Regions from separate parts of the Homo sapiens genome. Here region 1 is linked to region 2. A link is a loop called in an ENCODE intact Hi-C map of the cell type or tissue named here. Cell type or tissue: mammary epithelial cell. All regions are shown on one strand. Each heading gives the region's core, and the rest is flanking DNA. Links, peaks and the distances in the headings are about the cores only.

Region 1 (10,733 bases), core at 3,128-8,127, 87 kb after region 2:
CATTTGGGGAAAAGGTTCATTAGTAACTACTACATACTTGAAAGCAGGTTTAGGAATATGCTGTTAATTCTTGTCTGAATGAAGAGGATTATGGTATTTTGAATTATGTTTGGTTATCTTTCACAGACATCTCAAAGAGATTCAGGACCTGCAGAGTCGCCAGAAGCATGAAATTGAATCTTTGTATACCAAACTGGGCAAGGTGCCCCCTGCTGTTATTATTCCCCCAGCTGCTCCCCTTTCAGGGAGAAGACGACGACCCACTAAAAGCAAAGGCAGCAAATCTAGTCGAAGCAGTTCCTTGGGGAATAAAAGCCCCCAGCTTTCAGGTAAAAAGCCCTGGACTAGGTCAGCCACAGCTGTCCTATCTTTTGTTTCTGTCTCCAGCTGTATGTGACCTGCTGAACATTTGTTGTTTTTGTTAAATTTCAAAGGAATTTGGCTCTCCTGATATTTTTGCTTCCTTGACTGCTGTACTTACATTTATTGTACCTCTTTTTGAGTCTATAGAAGTAGACTTAGTGAATACAATGGCTTATTCCATTGTAATCCATATTGCTATCTACTGGTAATCTTTATTTATAGTTATTCTTAAGGATAGACATTTAGCTTTGCCTGTTAACTCGTATAACTCACATTTAACCAAACTCTTGGGCAGTTGGAAGAAAATACATTATTCTCTGTTTAGTAAAACTTGGGTAGATTCTTTGTTTTAATGGATGACTTAGTCATAATTGCAACTTAGATGAATGTAATCGTCATATAGATATTTGTGTGTATGTCTAAGTGGTAACTTCTTGATTAAGGTTTTTATTTCATTTATATTGGGTTAAAGAACTTGCTAGTCATTGGTTAGGCACGGTGGCTCACGCCTGTAATCCCAGAACTTTGGGAGGCTGAGGCAGGCAGATCACGAGGTCAGGAGATCAAGACCATCCTGACTAACACGGTGAAACCCTGTCTCTACTAAAAATAAAAAAATTAGGTGGGCATGGTGGCAGGCGCCTATAGTCCCAGCTACTCAGGAGGCTGAGGCAGGAGAATGGCATGAGCCCGGGAGGCGGAGCTTGCAGTGAGCTGAGATTGCACCACTGCACTCCAGCCTCGGTGACAGAGCAAGACTCTGTCTCAAAAAAAAAAAAAAAAAGAAGAACTTGCTAGTCATTAAAATCAAAGAAATAGTTAAGTGATACTCTTTTGTAATGTAGTATATATATATATTTATTTATTTTAAGAGACAGGGCCTCACTCTGTTGCCCAGACTGGAGTGCAGTGGTGTGATCATAGCACACAACACAACAGCCTCAAACTCCTAGGCTCAGGTGGTCCTCCTACCTTAGCTTCCTGGGTAGCTGGGATTACAGGCACACACTACCATGCCCTGCTAACTTTGAATTTTTTTTTTGAGACAGAATCCCGCTCTGTTGCCCAGGCTGGAGTGCAGTGGCACGATCTCGGCTCACTGCATTCTCCGCCTCCCAGTTTCAAGTGATCCTCCTGCCTCAGCCCCGCATAGTAGCTGGGATTACAGGCACATGTCACCATGCCTGGCTAATTTTTGTATTTTTAGTAGAGATGGGGTTTCACTATGTTGGCCAGGCTGGTCTCAAACTCCTGGCTCAGGTGATCCACCCACCTTGGCCTCCCAAAGTGCTGGGATTACAGGCGTGAGCCACCGTGCCCGGCCCTGGACTATATTTTAATTGGGATAGATAGAGAGTTTCTAATCCTTTGGTGAAATTATGGTAGTGTTAACACAATTAGTTGAAAAGTAAAAGAAGGTTAAAATATGTTAAAAAGCAGTTGCAAACTTCTTAGCAGTTCCATTCTCTGGAAAGGTTCACAGATATCCAAATGTAGCACATTAGGGCCAGTTCATGCAGCCCATTAGTAGAGATGTGATTGTAAGAGAAATCAGCTAATTTCTGATCTGATCCCAATCAGATCTTTTTTGTTTTTGTTTTTGTTTTTTTGAGGCAGAGTCGGCAGTGGCTCAACCTCCAACTCCCAGGTTCAAGCAATTCTCATGCCCCAGCCTCCCAAGTAGCTGGGATTACAAGCATGTAATCCCAAACCAAATGTATAAGAACACCTGGCTAATTTTTGTATTTTTGTATTTTTAGTTGCACTATGTTGGCCAGACTGGTCTGAAACTTCTGGCCTCAGGTGATCCGCCCGCCTCAGCCTCCCAAAGTGCGGATTACAGGCATGAGCCACTATGCCCAGCTATGATCCTAATCAAATTCTAATCCTAATTTTGACATACTTTTTGAGTGGACTTGAATTCAACTGGGAACCGGGGAGCAGAGAGTCAATTTTAGGACAACCGACCTATTGAAAGCAACCTACCAAAAATAATTTTAAACACCCATTGCTCTGTAGTGACCTCCATCATTTTTGAACACCTCTTTTGTATTTGCTCTGATGCACGTTTATAGGAAAGTCTAAGCAGAGACTGCCTAGCAAACCTTTTTGTATAATGATTCAACACATTTTCTAATAGGGTAAAAAAAAAAGCAATCATGGAATTGCAGAATGGAATCTGGGTATCCACTAGGTACTCTGGTCTTCTTACGCTGCTCAGACATGTGGCCCATCTAGGTTTTCTAAAGCTAAAAAGCTCTGGAATAGTACATATGGCCCTATTACCTATGGATTCTTTTCTTTTTTTTTTTTTTTTTTTGAGTGCAGTGGCATGATGTCGGCTCACTGCAGCCTCTGCCTCTGGGTTCAAGCAATTCTCCTTCCTCAGCCTCCTGAGTAGCTGGGATTATAGGCACCCTCCACCACGCCTGGCTAATTTTTATATTTTTAGTAGAGACAGGGTTTCATCATGTTGGCCAGGCTGGTCTCGAACTCCTGACCTCAGGTGATCCGCCCACCTTGGCCTCCCAAAGTGCTGGGATATTATAGGCGTGAGCCACAACACCCAGCCTATCTATTGAGTCTTAGTGTCATTCCTCACTTCTCCCGTTAGTGAGGACTTTGTTCTTCTCATCAGTTTGTAGCTTTTGACCCATCATTCATCACTCAGTGGAACAAACCAAATGTATAAGAACAGTGCCTGATGAGTGCATGGGAAGAGCTGGACATGTTTCCTCATGCCACTTTATCTTTTGGCAGGTAACCTGTCTGGTCAGAGTGCAGCTTCAGTCTTGCACCCCCAGCAGACCCTCCACCCTCCTGGCAACATCCCAGAGTCCGGGCAGAATCAGCTGTTACAGCCCCTTAAGCCATCTCCCTCCAGTGACAACCTCTATTCAGCCTTCACCAGTGATGGTGCCATTTCAGTACCAAGCCTTTCTGCTCCAGGTCAAGGTAATAAAGCAACCATCATCGTCCAAAAACAATAAAATGGAGATGTTGCCATACCTGGGACAAAAGCCTGTTAAGGCGGGTTGGGAGACTAGCTGACCAGAACACAGCCTGTGTGTTGTACACTGAAGAATCTGGGTGAAAAGGGAAGTGGAGTGATAATGAGAATCGGTGGGCTCACTGCTCCCATTAGGTGAAATTACTTTTTTTCAAGGAATTACAGTGAAAAGTTACATCTGTGTGGCCTATATGACTTGCTCATTTGGGATTTGGAACTTAGGCTTTAATATTAGGCTGAGATTTCCTGGATGAAATTCTAAGGTGTTTTAGCAGTTTCTGAAGCTAATACATTTTCTTAGCCATTGTAGAATTTTGTTACTTTTAAGTATGGGAGTGGCATACTAAAATGAATAACCTTACAATTCAGTTTTTTATCCATAATCTACTTTCCAAATATAGCTCTGTTTATTAGTGATTGCTGAAAAAATTCCCACAGAGGAAAGAGCTTTTAGTCATATTAGAACAAGAATTGAAAAGACTTGGGCATCTGGGTGAGAAGAATGAAAAAAATATAGGTACTGGCTTATGTGCCTTTGCCACAGTTTCACAGAAATTAGAGATCAGTCTCTTCACAGGAAGAATGCACTTGATTGGTAAGGAGGGCAAACTAGCTAGCATTATTCGAACTAAGAAAAGCTTCCGCATTTTGCAGATGGGTAGAATTAAGACCTAATATTTCATCTCTTACATATCTGACCTTCCCCCCAGAAGCTTGTTCTTCTGTGTGCCATCTTAGTGCATTTCACCACTCCAGCCTCAAGTTTCTAACATCTTGTAGTTGTGTTCTGTCTCTTCTCCTCTCTCTGTTCTACCCTGTTTTTCCCCTCTCACAGGCTGTGCGAAGTTTAACTGTGCATCTGAACAGGTGACATTCAAACCTGGTGGCAGGAGGACCCGATTTCTGAGTACGCCCTGCTTGGCTCTTTGTGTGTAACACCTTTACTCCTTCCTTGTCCTTGTGTTTCTGCTGCTTGGATCTGATGTTTCACGCAGTCCATTTTCATTTGTCTCTTTTTGTATATCATCTACTCAGTGGCTTGGCTGAATTACTGTTACCCTCAGAAGTTTGGGCCCCCACATTAATTATGATAAAAAATGTCAAAATAACAAGTTATCTACAAATTTCAATGTAACTTTCTGGTAGAAGTGCTTCTTCATGGATCTGTGACAGAGAGTGGATATGGTATCTAGGCAATAGATTGCTGGGTCATTTAGAATAATGAAGACTGAACTCCACAGTCGTAGTCAGTGCTGTCTGTCTGCCCTAGCATTAGAAATGAGAGAAATCAGCCAGACACGGTGGCGTACACCTGTAATCCCAGCACTTTGGGAGGCCGAGGCGGGAAGATTGCTTGAGGCCAGGAGCTCGAGACCAACCCTGGGCAACATGGTGATACCCCATCTCTAAAAAAAAAAAAAAAGTTAGCCTGGCATGGTGGTGTGCACCTATAGTCCCAGCTGCCCAGGAGGCTGAGGCGGGAGGATTACCACCTTAAGACCAGGAGGTTGAGACTGCAGTGAGCCATGATTGCACCACTGCACCCCAGCCTGAGCGACAGAGTGAGACTCTATCTCAAAAAAAAGAAACGAAATGAAGAAAGCATTTTGACCAATGATGCTCTTAGATCCTGGCAGCAGGTAAAAATTATGTACCATTTTTTTCCATTCTTTGTCAGAGTAGATTGAAATCTTATTTTTCTTCTCTATTAAGCCTAAGCAGCTACCAGTTGAAAAGATGCTAGGATCTCTTCATTGGATCATTCCACCACTACTGTCCTCTAACCCCATAAAATCAAAAGCGGTTTTTAGTTTGGTTATTCTGATAAAGCACTTAGTCTAATAAAGATCAAAGCCCAGCATCTGCAAGTGAAAATTCTCCTTCTAACATGATTTCTGGGATTTTGCAGCTTTCTACTTAAAAACAAGGCACAATAGCAAGTCACCCCATCTTCCCCATATGTGAAATGGAGATGATGCCAGTGTCCTAGGGCCATCGTACAAATCAAGCTAAGATCATGTACAGAGAAACAGGTAGCGCTTGAAAAGCACTCATGGTTTCTCTCTGATGAGTCAGTGCCTACCTGGCACAGAACAGGTAGTCAATAACTGTTCGTGGAAGAACAGTTTAAAACAAACAAAAACATAGTTCAAGTAGAAAAACCTTTGTTATAATTTGAATAAAGATCTTCTCTGTTAAGGCCTCAAACTTCTGATGTGATTATTGAAGTGCTTTTTACATGCATGTGCTCAGGCCATCACTGTTTCTGAGTATGGGTCAGAGGCCCTTGGGCCTCTTCACGGTGGGAAGAATTTACAACCTCCCTTTGTTCTCTGTAGTGACTAGATTTAAAGCGAAGCATATGACACGTTTAACTGCCATTTCCCTCACACATACCCCTGTTATTTTTACCTGCATTAGAAATGGATTGGCTCCTTCCAGCACCCCTATTATTTGTACCTGTATTAGTAATGAGTTAGCTGTACTTGAGAGGCAGTCTTTACTGACTTTCCCCACATGCACTAGTCCCAGGCTGTTTAACAAAGAAGCGGGTGGAAGGCATTACCCAATTCGATCGTTTTCCAGGCTTGTGTGATTTTTTTTTTGAGGACTCAGATCAATAATTTTTCTGGTCAGACTTTCCTGGACTGTGCATATTAGCACTTTGACAGTTGAATAAGCATTTAATTTGCATGTCCACCTAGAAAGTTGCAAGGGGGGTGTTTTTGAAGTAGAATGTGACATGTCAGGCCTATGGTCTACAGCCTGAAGTGTCTGAGAGGGAAGAAAGAGAACCAAAGCTTCTGTTTCTGAAATATAATGTGACAAATACCACTTTAATTAAATTCCATAAATTCTCATCCCACTTTTAAAGGTAGGTGGTATTACCCCTGTTGTTCAAATGAAAGTGGTCAGAAATATTGAATCTTGTCACTTCCCTTTGGGTGCAAAATGAAAGGCCCTACATCCTTAGAAGTCACATCAGGATACATCATGTAAGCCTGGTAAACAAATCCCAAGAGACATACTTGAAATATGGAAAGGAAACAGGTACTTGAAAGAGTAGGGCACCTTACTAGCTTGAGATGTATTATTCTATGCTCTCAAAATAGATAATGGTTTGGAAGCACGGCTTGGCTTACTGCTATATTTATGTTCAGAGGTTGCTTGTTTTCCACGTACTTTTAAAAACTATTCTGGAAGGGAAGGGGTTAGTATATATATGTGGGATGTGGAAATATAATAGCCAATTTAAATGAACTTAAAGCTGTAACAGTGATACTATCAGTCTACTGTGGTGGGGTTGCTAATGCATTTAACTGAGTGCTTTTTAACAGCCCAGCTGGAGAAACAGGAAGTGGGACAGGATCAGTGGAAACGCTGCTTGGGTATTTGAAATTCAAGCAGTGAGACCTGAGAGACTGGAGTTCCTCGCCAATTCCAGAACCTCAGTGCAGGGCATTACTCTTTTAGATACAAAGATTGGGTGTAGAAACTCCACATCTGTCAGCCACGTAACACAGCCCATCAGATAATCATGTTAAGGCTAACAGCCAGTTCGAAACATTCTGTAGAACTATATCTGTTCAAGGGCTACCAGGTCCTACCTATCTGTCTCACCTCCTGCTTTCTCTTGCTGGGCGTTTGTGTGCTGTTTGGAGATTCTAAATATTTTACACTGATGTTTCTTTATCTTTAACACATTGCTTCTCTCTTTGTGCTTCAGGGAAGATGGTGAAAAAAGTCTGTCCTTGCAACCAGCTCTGTAGTAATTATCTTTTCTGTTATTTTTGGTCCTTGATTGCAAAGCCTGTTAACCATGAGTTCTTTCAACTCTGCAGTCTCATAGCTCCCTGATTCCTAACTTCCATCTATCTCTGTATCCTATTCTAATAAATATTTAACATGCTTAATTGAGAAATCATCTCCTAGTCGGTGCCCTCAGTGATAACCCCATGTGAGCCTAGCTTGTGACAGACATGGATTGGTAATGGCCATGGGTATATATAGGGAGGTCAGGGATGCCTAGTTCCTATGGGAGAGCGATCCTTTGGTCAGCAAATATGTGCCGGGCAGTGTTATTACCCCAACTGGAAACTCAGCAGTGACGAAAGCATACAAAAGTCCATGCCCTCCCACGTTCACACTGAAGTGGGAGATGTGTGCTAGATTGACGAGGAGAAAAACACCACTTTCTAGAGTTTGTCTTCTTAGACTGTGGCTTCTCATACTTTAATGAGAAGGCCACTTACAGTGTTGTAGGTAGGGTCAACAGGGAAATTCTGTACTTGGGATGTTGGGCTGTAAGTTATGGTTCATAATAGGTTATTGTTAGTAGGATCTGGTGATGTGGGAATAGGGGAAATGTATTATAATGGCAGGAGGAAATTTAAAAATGAATCTTGGGGGTAAGTCTATACTACTTATTAGGGCTTTTCAGAAGAACTAAAAAAGGTTAAGAAGTTAGCATATTCTCTCAAAGGCCTTTCTACATCTTTTATAGTCAAGTCTCCTTTTCTTAGGAGTTAATTTCTGGTCAGAAAATGATAGGTTTGTTTCATTCTTTAATGGGAGGCCTGTATACAGAAGCCAGAACGTGAAGGTTTAGCTGTATGGTTGACTCTTCCTCATGGTTTCTCTTTCCTCATAGAGAATCCTGTATTAGGTAATGTAGGGTAAAATGAAAAGTGAAATTTCGTTCTAAAGGGGCCTCGCAGCATCAGGGGCGACAGACTAGAGAGGTGTGTCTCCCAGCATGAGCTCTGTGGATAAGCAATGGTCACGCCTCCTGAGCTTCTTGTATTTAGCTTTTGACAGCTCTGCTCCCCTGTGATTATTTCTGTTTTTTGTTTTGATTGTCTCTCACATCAAGCTCACCAAGCAATAATTGTTCAAACAGGATGACAATCCCCATGCATGTGATATGCTTGCTTTCTAGATTGAGTCACTCACTGTCATGACTGCCCATCCTCATTGCCTGTGCTTCCCACTTCACCACTCTCTCACATTGGCTGTTCATGGAAGGCTGTTTTCTGTGCTCTCATGCTTCTCCCCTCGCGTTTCCTGTACTGTAGGGAGCTTACTCTTCCCTTCACACTGTATGTGCAATAGCAATCCCCTTGTGGCTCCAGCAGACACCAAGAAATGAGCTGACACTCACACTGCAGTAGTTCCGTGTCTTGCCATAGCGGTAAGAAGCATGTGACCTTCCTCACTGCAGCTTCACCTCAGAATTAGCTGTTACTGCAGCACAGACCTGCTTGTGTGTGCCATTCCCCAGGTGGTAGGATATAAGCTTGACTTGAGACCAGCGATGGTCAGTAACAGGCTTTGAAGTGGCAGGATTGCGTTAGGTGTGCTGCTGTGATCTGGTGCTGCTTTGACCTTGAAAGCAGGATAACGCATGCACTTACTTACCCCCGCATTACTTGGGTACCTTAAGGACTAGTGGTTCACAACTTACTTTAGGAGCTTTTATTTATTCTGTAACACGTGAGATCTGGTAAGACAGTGGGGGGTAAGGAAAACAGACAAGACCATGACTCTTCTTTCCCTCTTCCCCAAAACGTGCCTCTTGGAATAATCTTCAGTGTGCCCTCCAGCAGAGCCGAAATCAGGCAGGCATAGACTCCCTCCTCTCTCATCAAACCGCAGAAATAGAGTTCCTTCATCATAACCGCAAAGCTTCCTCCTCCCCTTTGCACCCTGCCTCAGCTGCATTTTCTTGTCGCTTCTACATGGGAGTGCTTGCTGTTCTGGGAAGAGTGGGGAGAAGCGGTGGGAATCCTTGAGCCAATTGAAACTGAGGTCATCTTCAGGAAAACCATGTCTTCCTGAAGTTGAAAGATTCAGGCACACCATACAGTCCTTTCCTCATGAATAATCTTGTTCTTTACTCATGGGAAATTGGGAGAGGTTAACCCCTCCCAAGTTTATGTTTGCAAATTCATGTTTATGGGTCCAGGTGAAAAACTTTTCTGAACACAGCATGCTACTTCTCTTATTACCTCTCTCTATTTAAAGAATGGCTAGGCTGAGCATGGTGGCTCACACCTGTAATCCCAGCACTTTGGGAGGCTGACATGGCAGGATTGCCTGAGCCCAGCAGTTCATGACTAAGCAACATATGGAGATTCTGTCTATATAAAAAAGTAAAAAATTAACTGGGTGTGGAAGTGCATACGTCTAGTCCCAAGCTACTTGGGAGGCTGAGGCAGGAGGAGTTGGAGGCTGCAGTGAGACGTGATTGTGCCGCTGTATCCAGCCTGGGTGACAGAAAAAGAAGAGACCCTTCCTTTAAAAAAAAAAAAAAGCCGGGCGTGGTGGCTCACGTCTGTAATCCCAGCACTTTGGGAGGCCAAGGCGGGCGGATCACCTGAGGTCAGGAGTTCTTGAGACCAGCCTGGCCAACACGGCAAAACCCTGTCTCTACTAAAATACAAAAATTAACTGGGCATGGTGGTGCACACCTACAATCCCAGCTACTCTGGAGGCTGAGACAGGAGAATCGCTTGAACCCAGGAGGCAGGGGTTGCAGTTAGGTAGGATCGTACCACTGCACTCCAGCCTGAGTAATAGAGTGAGACTCCATCTCAAAAAAAAAAAAAAAGGCTAAAGAATGTGGCAGTGTCCAATGGTTTGGAAACCCACCTTCTCCTTATCCTTAGCCAAGCATCTTTTCCTACTCCTACTTTAACCGTGCCCAATGCACAAGAAAACCTCTTTTTCCCTGCATTCTGCAAAATTCCAGAGCAACTAGCCTTGCTGATTGTATCACACCTCCATCAGCAACGTGATGCTGGGAATAGCGTACTGGCGAGCAGTTCCAATACTCTTAGGTGCTTTGTGAATGGACTGAAAGAGGCCCCTGCCTGTGTACCTACCGTCATCCTGAGTTGTTCAGCCTTAGCAGCAGCTACTGAAGAGAAACTGTTTTCATCACCCTATTATACCAAAACAAATGGCTAAACAAAACCTTGGAATCTTCCCTCTTGCATGGCTTCCCAGTTCATCCTCTTCTCATTCTGTGGCTTGCCATTCATCATCCCGTGAAGTTTTCCCTCTTCCTGAAATTGTAACCTAGGCTTCTTTTAATGCTCGTATTCTGTTGCTTATAATAGGAACCAGCAGCACAAACACTGTTGGGGCAACAGTGAACAGCCAAGCCGCCCAAGCTCAGCCTCCTGCCATGACGTCCAGCAGGAAGGGCACATTCACAGATGACTTGCACAAGTTGGTAGACAATTGGGCCCGAGATGCCATGAATCTCTCAGGCAGGAGAGGAAGCAAAGGGCACATGAATTACGAGGTAAGTCTCTCTTTTGCCGCAGAGAATCCGTAACACACATCTGAGTCAAGG
Region 2 (10,733 bases), core at 3,382-8,381:
AAATTTCAAGTTTAATGAATGAAAACTAGTCTCACTGCTCCATTAGCACAATTGGTTTGGAAGGTTTGCTTCTGGGCGAATAAAGTGAACAATAGCAAAGGATGGGATTGCTACTTTAAAAATACTAAAATATGAGGGTAAAGAGAGATGTCTGTCAGAGGATGTTTAAAATGAAACAGCTTCTTAAAAGCAAGGGACGGAAGATGTGCAAATGGTTATGAGGTCATTGTACTAAACATTAGCATTGTGCTTCTCACTCCAGAAGAAATTACATCAGTGGATAATCTACTGAGCACTGTAATTTGGGTAGTACTGAGATGAGCAATTGTTTTAGTTGTTGCCTGACCCCCACCCCACCCCCAGCAGCCTGGAACTGTGCATGTTATGAAGAGGTCATGTGACACGGATCCTTGGTTTTGCTCATTTATCCTGTCAAAACAACTTAATGTAGATGGAAAGAAATGAACGAAATGAATAGAATGGGTTAGCTGTATCAGCTTTAGTTTATATTGAAGGTAATGAATGCTGCAATTGGGATAGTATAGTATATTAAGGCCCCAGGAATATCCAGCTCCATAATGGTGAAGAGAAGGTTCTAAAAAGCAACAGTGGCTAATCCATTCTAAGTCTCACTTGATGTTTTAATGCTACTTTTTGATACGGTCTTTTAAAATTTTATCATTGTATTCATGATAATTTGATTGACAGTTGGTAATATTTAAACAATATATGGTTCCTCTTATTTTACCTTCAGCTGTAATTTAGTATAAAGTTCCTATTTCTTTTCAATAATTATTATATAATAACAAACGTGGATCTTCTGAGAAGAAAATTATTTTAGAAGTTTTGCAAAATATTTAGGGTTTGTTTGTTGTCATTGAAACATGAGCTTTGAACCAAATCTTCATTTGTCTCTTAGTTCTGTTTTTCATGTGAATTTGAGGGAGATAATAAAATTTTGTGAGTCAGTTCGTCTCACAACATTTTTCTGAGGATTAAATGAAGTGAAGCAGCCAACTAGTAAATGGCAAATACTTGGCAAAAATTATTTTTAAAACCCCAGGTGTTCCTTCTGATCTGTGTCTTATGTTAGTTTTGATCTACTTTATTATTGTCTTAAAGTCTTTTGGGTGCTAAAATTATGTACTTCTCTAAGATATTTTATGAAATGTTCCTAGATTAAAAAAAAAACAATATTCAGTTATAGATGGAACAAGTAGACAAACTATTGAAAGAAGCCCCAAATTATTTGTTTAGGTTTCCCCCATTTCCTGCTTTGTTGATGATAATCTGTTGTCATGCATCTGTATTTCTAACTTCAAACATTAAGCAGGGGTTCTCAGATCCCTTAAAATAAATAATACTTTTCAGAAAGGATAAAAACACTTAGCTATATAAAGTAGCCTGTATTTATAGTATAGATGTCTTCTGGGCAAATTAGAGATAAAATATTCTAAATATTTCTATGGAATTTTTAGATTGTCATTCAGTGTATTCTCAAGGAAAATTAAATACGGATTTTTGATGGCAAAGAAGTCCCCCGTTTTTTTCCCTCTATGCTTTGCTATAAATAAGTAGTTGGCAGCTTTTTTACAATAAGCTTTTACAAACCATTTTTAAAAATCAAAAGCTGGGACCTTTGCAAGTTGATCATTCTGTATGGGTTGTGTTGGACTTAACTGAGACTCAGAGGCCCAATTTCAATTCTCATTTTTCTTTTAAGTCACAGGAATTTTTTATCCTTGGGGAAATGCTAACTGCTTATTAAGGACACACACACACACTTTTAAAGGGGTATTGAGGGGAAAAGACATTTATGGAATTCATTCAACAAATGGCTGTTGAACAAGTCACTATGCTAGGTTGTCAGGTGCTAAAGATAGAACACAAAAAGGTATCTTGTCACTGCCTTTTCATGACAAAAAGCCTCTGAGGGCTTATTCTATGGGGGATAAGAGTCAATATAATGTTGCCTGTGATTAAGTGTTATGTAAGAGGCATGTACATAGTATCCATTGGTTTTAATGCTATTGGGCAGAGTAGAAACAGGAGTAGTAACTTGGTTTCCTTTTATTACATTCCTTATTGGGTACTTTTGGCGACAGAGTGAGAACCTTAAAGTTCAATTAATAATTGATGTAATAACTGAAGAGAAAAATTAATGAACAGGAAGGTAGATCAGAAAACATTGCCCAGAAAGTAGCATACAGAAGGAAATGGAAAATGAGAGAGAAATTAAAGGATATTAAGGATAAACTAAAGTTATACACATACTCACACACATTTAAAAATTGTTTAAAAAGAAAAGAAGAGTTGGAAGGGGAAAAAAAGAGAATGAGAGGAGACAGTGTTTAGAGAGATACTGAGAATTTTCCTGACTTGAAGACAAATACTTGAGTATTTAAGTTATTGCTTAAAAGAAAAAAAAAATTAGGCTTCATGCAGTGGCTCACACCTGTAATCCCAGGCTTTGGGATGCCAAAGTAGGAGGATCACCAGAAGTTCAAGACCAGCCAGTGCATCATAGCAAGACCTCATCTCTACAAAAAATTAAAAAATTAGCCGGGCAAGGTGGCACATGCCTGTAGTCCTAGCTACTCTGGAGGCTGAGGTGGGAGGATCCCTTGAGCCCAGGATTTGAGGCTGCAGTGAGCTATGATAGCACCGCTGCATTCCAGCCTTGGTCACAGAGTGACTTCCTGTCTTTTAAACAAACAAACAAAAATAAAAACAATGTTTTGGTTAAAGATAGATTGATTTTAATCAAGGCAAAGATAGAACTGGAATTTATATTTAGGTCTTTGCCTCCAAAGCCTATGTTCATTTCCTGACATTAAATTGCATGTCTAGCAATTGATGACTTATGTTGGATATGGAAAGTTAACTGCACCTTACAAAAATGAGACTATATCTGAGTTACACATTAACAGTAAAGATACTAAAATGATCTCAAGCATGAATGTATATAATCCAAATCTATCATTTATAACTTCAGCATTTGCATTTTTTAAACACCATCGATCATGATTTAGTAATGTTTAAGTGTCTAAGATTAACTGTCTGATTTGGTGTTTTATCATTTTAAACCACATTCTGTTTTGGTTTTTGATTTTAGGATCGAAAATTAACAAAGTCTGAGAGGCAGAGATTTAAAGAAGAAGCTGAAATGTTAAAAGGTCTTCAGCATCCCAATATTGTTAGATTTTATGATTCCTGGGAATCCACAGTAAAAGGAAAGAAGTGCATTGTTTTGGTGACTGAACTTATGACGTCTGGAACACTTAAAACGTAAGTTCATCAGTATTACAAAAGCTGACCAAGAAGTATGAGAGAATTTGATTTTTTAAATTTCAGGTCTACCAGTTTCACTTTGGTTGTTCAGCCTAAGAAGGGAACAGTCCTTCCAACTGTTACTGTATTAGCATATTTCCTTGCCCACAAAGTCCTCTAGTATATAAAGTGATTTGATAATTATTTCTTGGTAAGTATTGAAATGAGAAGTTATGGCCGAGTGTGGTGGCTCATGCCTGTAATCCCAGCACTTTGGGAGGCCGGGGCAGGCGGATCACCTGAGGTTGGATCACCTGAGGTCAGGAGTTCGAGACCAGCCTGGCCAACGTGGTGAAACCCCGTCTCTACTAAAAGTACAAAAATTAGCCGGGCATGGTGGCGTGCACCTGTAACCCCAGCTACTTGGGAGGCTGAGGCAGGAGAATCGCTTGAACCTAGGAGGCGGAGGTTGCAGTGAGCTGAGATCACCTCACTTCATTCCAGCCTAGGTGAGACTCTGTCTCCAAAAAAAAAAAAAAAGAGTGGCTAAGGAATCAGAAATCAAATGTCAAGGTAGCCCTCTAGTGGTTAAAATGAGATTAAGGTTTATTGAGAAACTACCTATTTTTTTCATTTGTATTGTGCTTTGCTATATCCCTGCAACTTTTATATCAGATGCAGATTATATTGTGACAGTTATCACTTAAAAAATACTTTTAGTTCCATTTCCCATAACATCAGAAATTAATCCCCAAATAGCTAGATCTATCATTCCTTTCACAGAAATAGGTTTAATGCAGAAATTTCCCGTTACTTATTGTAAAGAGCTTTTGGTAAGTGTTGGAGTATGCCTTTGTAATCCCAGGTTTCTTAGAGCAGCAGTCCCCAACCTTTTTGGCATCAGGGATTGGTTTCATGGAAGACAGTTTTTCCATGAACTGGTGCGGGGGTGGGGCTGGGGAAGTTTGGAATGATTCAAGCACATTACATTTATTGTGCACTCTATTTCTATTATTATTACATTAAAATATATAATGAAATAGTTATACAACTCACCATAATGTAGAATCAGTGGGAGCCCTGAGCTTGTTTTCCTGCAACTCAACTGTCCCATCTGGGGGTGATGGGAGACAGGGCAGATCATCAGGCATTAGATTCTCATAACGAACGCTCAACCTAGATCCCTTGCATGCACAGTTCACAGTAGGGTTCATGGCCCTGTGAGAAATCTAATGCTGCTGACAGGAGCCAGAGCTCAGGTGGTAATGCGAGCAGTGAGGGAGCGGCTGTAAATACAGATGAAGCTTTGCTTGCTCGCCTGCCACTCACCTCCTGCTGTGTGGCCAGGTTCCTAAAAGGCCATGGACTGATATTGATCTGTGGCTCAGTGGTTGGGGACCCCTGGTATCTTAGAGGATCTGTTTTTACTCAGAGAAGAACCTGTAGTAAGTTACCTTGTATAAATTTTTTATTTGGTGAAATTGGATATTTTTAAATTATCACTGTGGCATATATTCTTTATTAATTGTTAAAGTTAATACTGCTGAGCTGATTAATTCCAGATCATTGGAATACAGTGTTACAGCACCTGGATATAGTCACTTGCATGTTTTCTGAAATGCTTACGGTTAGCATGTTGAAACATGAACAGATCATTTCTGTCCTGCAAATTCTAATTTCTTTATCCAACTTCCACTCTTGTTTATGGCAATACCTTTATCCTAGTTAGTCAGGCTTCTTGATACTCTCTTTTCTTCCATTAGAATGTGCTAACTAGCACTATATACCTAGTACTATGAACAAGTGCTAGATATCACATTCTACTGGAAGTGTCTAATACTGAATAATAAGTGTTTGAATGAATTAAGGAGAATTATGTGGTAATAATTATGTGTACATCTTGAGATTCTTTCCACTGGTTTGGATACTTACTTGGTTGTCAACAGTTTGTCTGGCATGCCTAAGATTACTCTAAAATACAATGGTTTACTTGTTTTAAAAACTATATTGAGGAGCTTTGGGTAACATAGTGGGGTAATAAGCCCCTGTGGAATGGCTGTCCCACACCAACAAACTGAAATGTGGAATATAATAAAAGTTTTTTCCAATACGTGTCTAAGCTTTAAGGAAAGAAAGGTTAACCTCCAGATAATAAGCAGAGATAACTCAAAGCCAAAACAGGAACTTATACTCTGGGATTTTAGACCACATATTGGTTGAGGAGTTGATGCTAGTTTTAATGTCCATGCAAGGACAGAAAGCCTTAGAACTAGGTAGAGAGGGGAGCTAGAACTTAGCCTGTGTCAAAAAACTGAACTATCCGTGAAAAGAGAGACCTCAGTGCTCTAGCCAGTGAAAGCTGCAAGGAATTTTACCTGTGTGCAGAAGACTGTGGATAAGAGGGGAGACCTATGAAAAATAGAAATTCACATCAAATGCTACCAGTGTTCTTAATTATTCTGTAAACTAATCTTTTCTTTTTCTTTTTTTGGAGACAGGGTCTCACTCGGTTGCCCAGGACAGAGTGCAGCAGCACAATCATAGCTCACTGCAGCCTCAAACTCCTGGGCTCAGGGAATCCTTCCACCTCAGCCTCCCCACTACCTGGGACTATAGTTGCTCACCACCATACCTGTCTAATAAAAAAACAATTTTTTTTTTTTTAGTAGAGACAGTGTCTATTTTGTTGCCCAGGCTGCTCTCAAACTCCTGAGCTCATCCTGATTTGGCCTCATCCCGATTTGACCTCCCAAACTGCTGGGATTACAAGCATGAGCCACGGTGCCCAGCCTGTTTGGTATTCTTCCATCTCATATGTAGATGGCGCTATAACATAAATTTGTACCATCTACTTGGTACAGGAATCCCAAACCGAAGAACATACATGATAATTGATCAGGAACGGAAAGAAAACTCCCGGGGACATTTTCACAGTTCCTTGGTCAGTGTCCAGAGGCAAAACTGTTTCCAAAGAAGATGACCTCACAATTAAATTACAAATCACACCAATGAAGGTGAATAGACACAACCAGAAAATAGCACTGCAACAATTAAGGATATCATGGACAAGTCTGAAAGTGATTACAAACAATTATTTACATAATGATGTCAGTAAAGATATTTGTAAGTGTATATGAAGTGTATAAAGAGAAAAGAAGGAATTGAAGGAAAAAGACACCAAAGAAAAAAAAGACAGGCATAATTTAAAAGCTTCTGAAGAACTTCTAGAAATAAGAACATTAAAATTCAAACATAAATGGTCTAACGGTTAAACAGCAGACTGAATTGAATTGACAGGAATATTAACTACGAAGAAATGAGCAACAGAACACACAAAAAAGACAGAAAATATTTAAAGAGGATGACATAGTAGTGAGAAGACCCAGATAGATTTAATTATCTAAAAGGGGTTTCCCTGTAGTCCTAGCTACTCTGGAGGCTGAGGCAGAGAATCACTTGAGCCCAGGAGGTGGAGGTTGCAATGAGCCGAGATCGTGCCTCTGCACTCCAGCCTGGGTGACAGAGCGAGACTCCATCTCAAAAATAAAAATGAAAAAGTAGAGAGAATGAGAAAAAGAAAAATTTCAGAATTTAAGAATTCTGATTGAGAATGTATACAGATTCCTAAGCAAGTAGATTGAAAACATTCATATTCATTTCTGGAAGAATGGATAACTAGGACCATTGGCAGCATTTGGAGAGGCAGATTGGGAAGGAATGGGAATTAATTCCAAAATGCGTGCTTTTTGGACCTTTCGAGTTTCTACCTTTGTTCTCTATGTATATTTACATTGAAACAGATAAAACACCCATAGCTGAAAAATAAGATGGGAATGTATGAGTCAGAAAATTTGGATTAAGGCCAGGCGTGGTAGTTCACACCTGTAATCCCAGCACTTTGAGAGGCTGAGGCGGATGGATCACCTGAGGTCAGGATCACCTGAGGTCAGTTCGAAACCAGCCTGTCCAACATGGTGAAACCCCATCTCTACTAAAAATACGAAAAATTAGCTGGGCATGATGGCGGGCGCCTGTAATCCCAGCTACCCGGGAGGCTGAGGCAAGAGAATCGCTTGACCCCGGAAGTGGAGGTTGCAGTGAGCCGAGATTGTGCCACTGCACTCTAGCCTGGGTGACAGAGTGAGACTCCATCTCAAAAAAAGAAAAAGAAAAAAAATTTGGATTAAAAGTTGAGATAAATTTAGATGTATTTTTTTAAATAGACATGAAATTCAAATATCATACAATTAACATTTTAGAAAGTACAATTCAGTGGCACTTAGTACATTCACAATGTTTTGTAAGTACCACATCTATCAAGTTACTCAACATTTTAATCACCTCAGAACACTCTGTGCCCATTAAGCAGTTACTCTGCATTTCCCTTCCTCCAGCCAGGCAGCGTATTTTTTCTTTAATTGCACATTATCTAAGTTCTTTTTCTTTTTACAATTAAAAAGAAATTTTCAGTTTCTGAGCTTCAGAGGCTTATGCCAACAGGAGGGTTTATTAAGTAGAAAGAGCATTAGACTTGCAGTAGAAGTTGTGACTGCTCCCACCGCTGCCTCTGACCAACTGTGATTTTGGGCAAATAGCTAACCTTATTTGGGCTTCAGTTCCCCATGTGTATGTAAAACAAGTGGTTGGACTGCCTGATCTCTGGGACCAGCCATTCGTGGATGGGATTTTTTTATTGTAAAAAACATAACAAAATTTACCATCTTAACCATTTTTAAGTGTATAGTTCAGTAGTGTTAATACAAACACATTTCTGTGCAATTTCTAGAATGCTTTTCATGTCACAAACTCTATGCCCGTGGAACAATTTCCCATTTCTCCCAACCCTCAGCTCCTGACAACTACCAACTTTTTACCATCTCTATGGATTTATCTAATCAGGATATGTCCTATAAATAGACTCAAAGTATGTTATGGATCCTTGTGTTTGGCGTCTTTCACTTAGCATGGTGTTTTCGAGGATCATCGTGATTGCACGCATCAGTACTTCATCCCCTTTTATGACTGAATAACATTCCATTGCATGGAAATATCACAGTTTGTTTATTTATCCATTGATGAACATTTGGGCTGTATCCACCTTTTGGCTATTATGAGTACTGCTGCTATGAATATTTGTGCAGAAGTATTTTTTTGAGTACCTGTTTTCATTTCTTTTGGCTGTATACTAGGAATGGAATTGCTGAGTCATGTGGAAATCTTTGTTTAACTTTTTGAGGAGGCATCCTACCGGGAGTGACATGATACCTCATTATGGATTACATTTGCATTTCCCTAATGATTAATAATGTGGAACATCTTTTCATATGCTTATTGGCTATTTGTGTATCTTTGGAGAAATGTTTATTCAAGTTCTTTGCTCATTTTTTATTGGATTGCTTGTTTTTTTGTTGATTTATTAGAGTTCTTTATATATTTTAGAAATTAGACCCTTGTCCAGATCCATGATATGCAGATATTTTCTCCTATAGGTTGCCTTTTTTGCTCCTTGATAATGTTCTATGATGTACAGATTGAGTATAGTATCTCTTATCCGAAATGCTTGGGACCAGAAGGGCTTTGAATTTTTTCAGATATTGGAACTTTGAATTATACTTACCAGTTAAGCCTCCCAAATCTGAACTCCAAAATGTTCAAATGAGCATTTTTGTTGTGTGTCATGTTGGTGCTCAAGTTCAGATTTTCTATTGGAGCATTTTGGATCTTGGATTTTCTGATTTGGATGCTCAAGCCTGTGCCAAGTTTTAAATTTTGATAAAATCCAATGTATCTGCTTTGTCTTTTGATGGTTGGGCTTTTGGTGTCATGTAAGAGTCCATTGTCATAAATAACCAAGGGCATACAGATGTATCCCTAAGTTTTCTTCTAAGAGTTCTATCAATTTAACTTTTCTATTTAGGTTATTGTTCCATTTTTAAGTTAACTTTTGTGTATGCCGTGAGGTAGGGTCTGATTTCATTCTTTTACATGTTGATGTCCAGTTATCCCAGCATCATTTGTTGAAGAGACTTTTACCTATTGAATGGTCTTGGTACTCTTCTCAAAAATTATTTAATCATATGTATAGGTTTATTTCTGGACTCTCAATTCTATTTCATTGGCCTACATGTCTGTTCTTATGCCAGTACCGCATTGCTCTGATTACTATAGTAATTTTTGTAAATTTTGAAAATTAGAAGTGACTTCTCCAATTTTGTTCTTCTTTTTCACTATTGTTTTTGACAGTTGGGGTCTTCTTGAAATTCCATGTGAATTTGAGGATTAGATTTCCATTTCTACAAGAAAAGGCTGTTGGAATTTTGACAGAAATTGTGTTGAATCTGTAGATCATTTTGTATAGTATCACCATCTTTAACTATATTGTCTTCTAATCCGTGAACACAGGGTGTCTGTCCATTTATTTATGTCTTTTTTAATTTCTTTCAGCAATGTTTTGTAGTTTCATTATACAAGTCTTTCACATCCTTGGTTAAATTTATTCCTAGATCCTTTATATGCTATTGCAAATGAAATTGTTTTCTTAATTTCCTTTTCAGATTGTTAATTGCTGGTATATATAAATACAACTGATTTTTGTGTGTCAGTCTTGTACTTTTGTAACTTTACTGAATTCTTGTATTAGCTCATCTGTGTGTGTGTTCATTCTTTGGGGTTTTTTTTTTTTTTTTTTTTTTTTAAACAGATGGGGTTTCACTCTGTCACCGAGGCTGGAGTGCAGTGGTGCAGTCATAGCTCACTACAGACTTGAACTCTAGGCTTAAAGGATCCTCCCACCTCAGCCTCCTGAGTAGCTGGGACTCCAGGTGTGTACCACCATGCCTGGCTAATTTTTAAATTTTTCATAAAGATAGGGTCTCAATATATTGCTTATGGTAGTCACAAATTCCTGGCCTCAAGTGATCTCCCTTGCCTCTGGCTCCCAAAGTGCTGAGATTACAGGTGTGTGCCACCACACCTAGCCATTCTTTGGGATTTTTATATATTGGATCAAGTCATATGTGAATAGATAGTTCTTTCAGATTTGAATGCCTTTATTTCTTTTTCTTGTCTAACTGTTTTGGCTAGAGCTTGAATTATGATTAGCATTGATTATCCTTGTCATATTACTGATTTTAAGGAGAAAGCTTTTGGTCTTTCACCATTGAGTATATGTTAGCTGTGAGTTTTTCATAAATGTTCTTTATCATGTTGAGGAAGTTCTCTGCTATTCCTATCCTAGTTTCTTGAGTTTTTTTTTTTTTTTTTTTTTTTTTGGAAAGGTGTTAGATTTTGTCAAATGCTCTTCTGCATCAAGTTAGATAATCATGAAACCACTTCGTTCTATTAGTGTGATATATTATACTGATTAATTTTCTTATGTTGAATCACCCTTGCATTTCATAGATAAATAGTGTATAATCCTTTTACTATGCAGTTGGGTTTGGCTTGCCAATATTTTGTTGAGA

What was found. A loop is a pair of places that touch in the nucleus more often than their neighbours do. Peaks named below come from ENCODE experiments on the same cell type or tissue, not always from the same donor. Only the 100,000 strongest peaks of a DNase experiment are listed, where the experiment ranks them.
Region 1: a loop joins it to region 2, with 2.9 times the contacts of the local background. A loop is called at or near these places in 3 of 110 quality-filtered maps.

What each region holds. Positions count from the first base shown.
Region 1 is chr12:897,353-908,085 of GRCh38, forward strand. It overlaps WNK1 (WNK lysine deficient protein kinase 1), which reads left to right. Exons shown (of 28, transcript NM_018979.4): 25 at 127-329; 26 at 3,124-3,318; 27 at 10,495-10,682. Among named protein-coding and RNA genes, the nearest start is that of RAD52, 47 kb to the right of the region's middle. RefSeq lists an enhancer at 8,312-8,411. In mammary epithelial cell, for the core only: no CTCF peak of the experiment used is centred there; no DNase peak of the experiment used is centred there.
Region 2 is chr12:810,527-821,259 of GRCh38, forward strand. It overlaps WNK1 (WNK lysine deficient protein kinase 1), which reads left to right. Exons shown (of 28, transcript NM_018979.4): 2 at 3,116-3,288. Among named protein-coding and RNA genes, the nearest start is that of WNK1, 63 kb to the left of the region's middle. In mammary epithelial cell, for the core only: CTCF peaks have their summits at 3,861 (motif pointing left), 6,086 and 8,361; a DNase peak (open chromatin) is centred at 7,125; H3K27ac peaks cover 551 bases.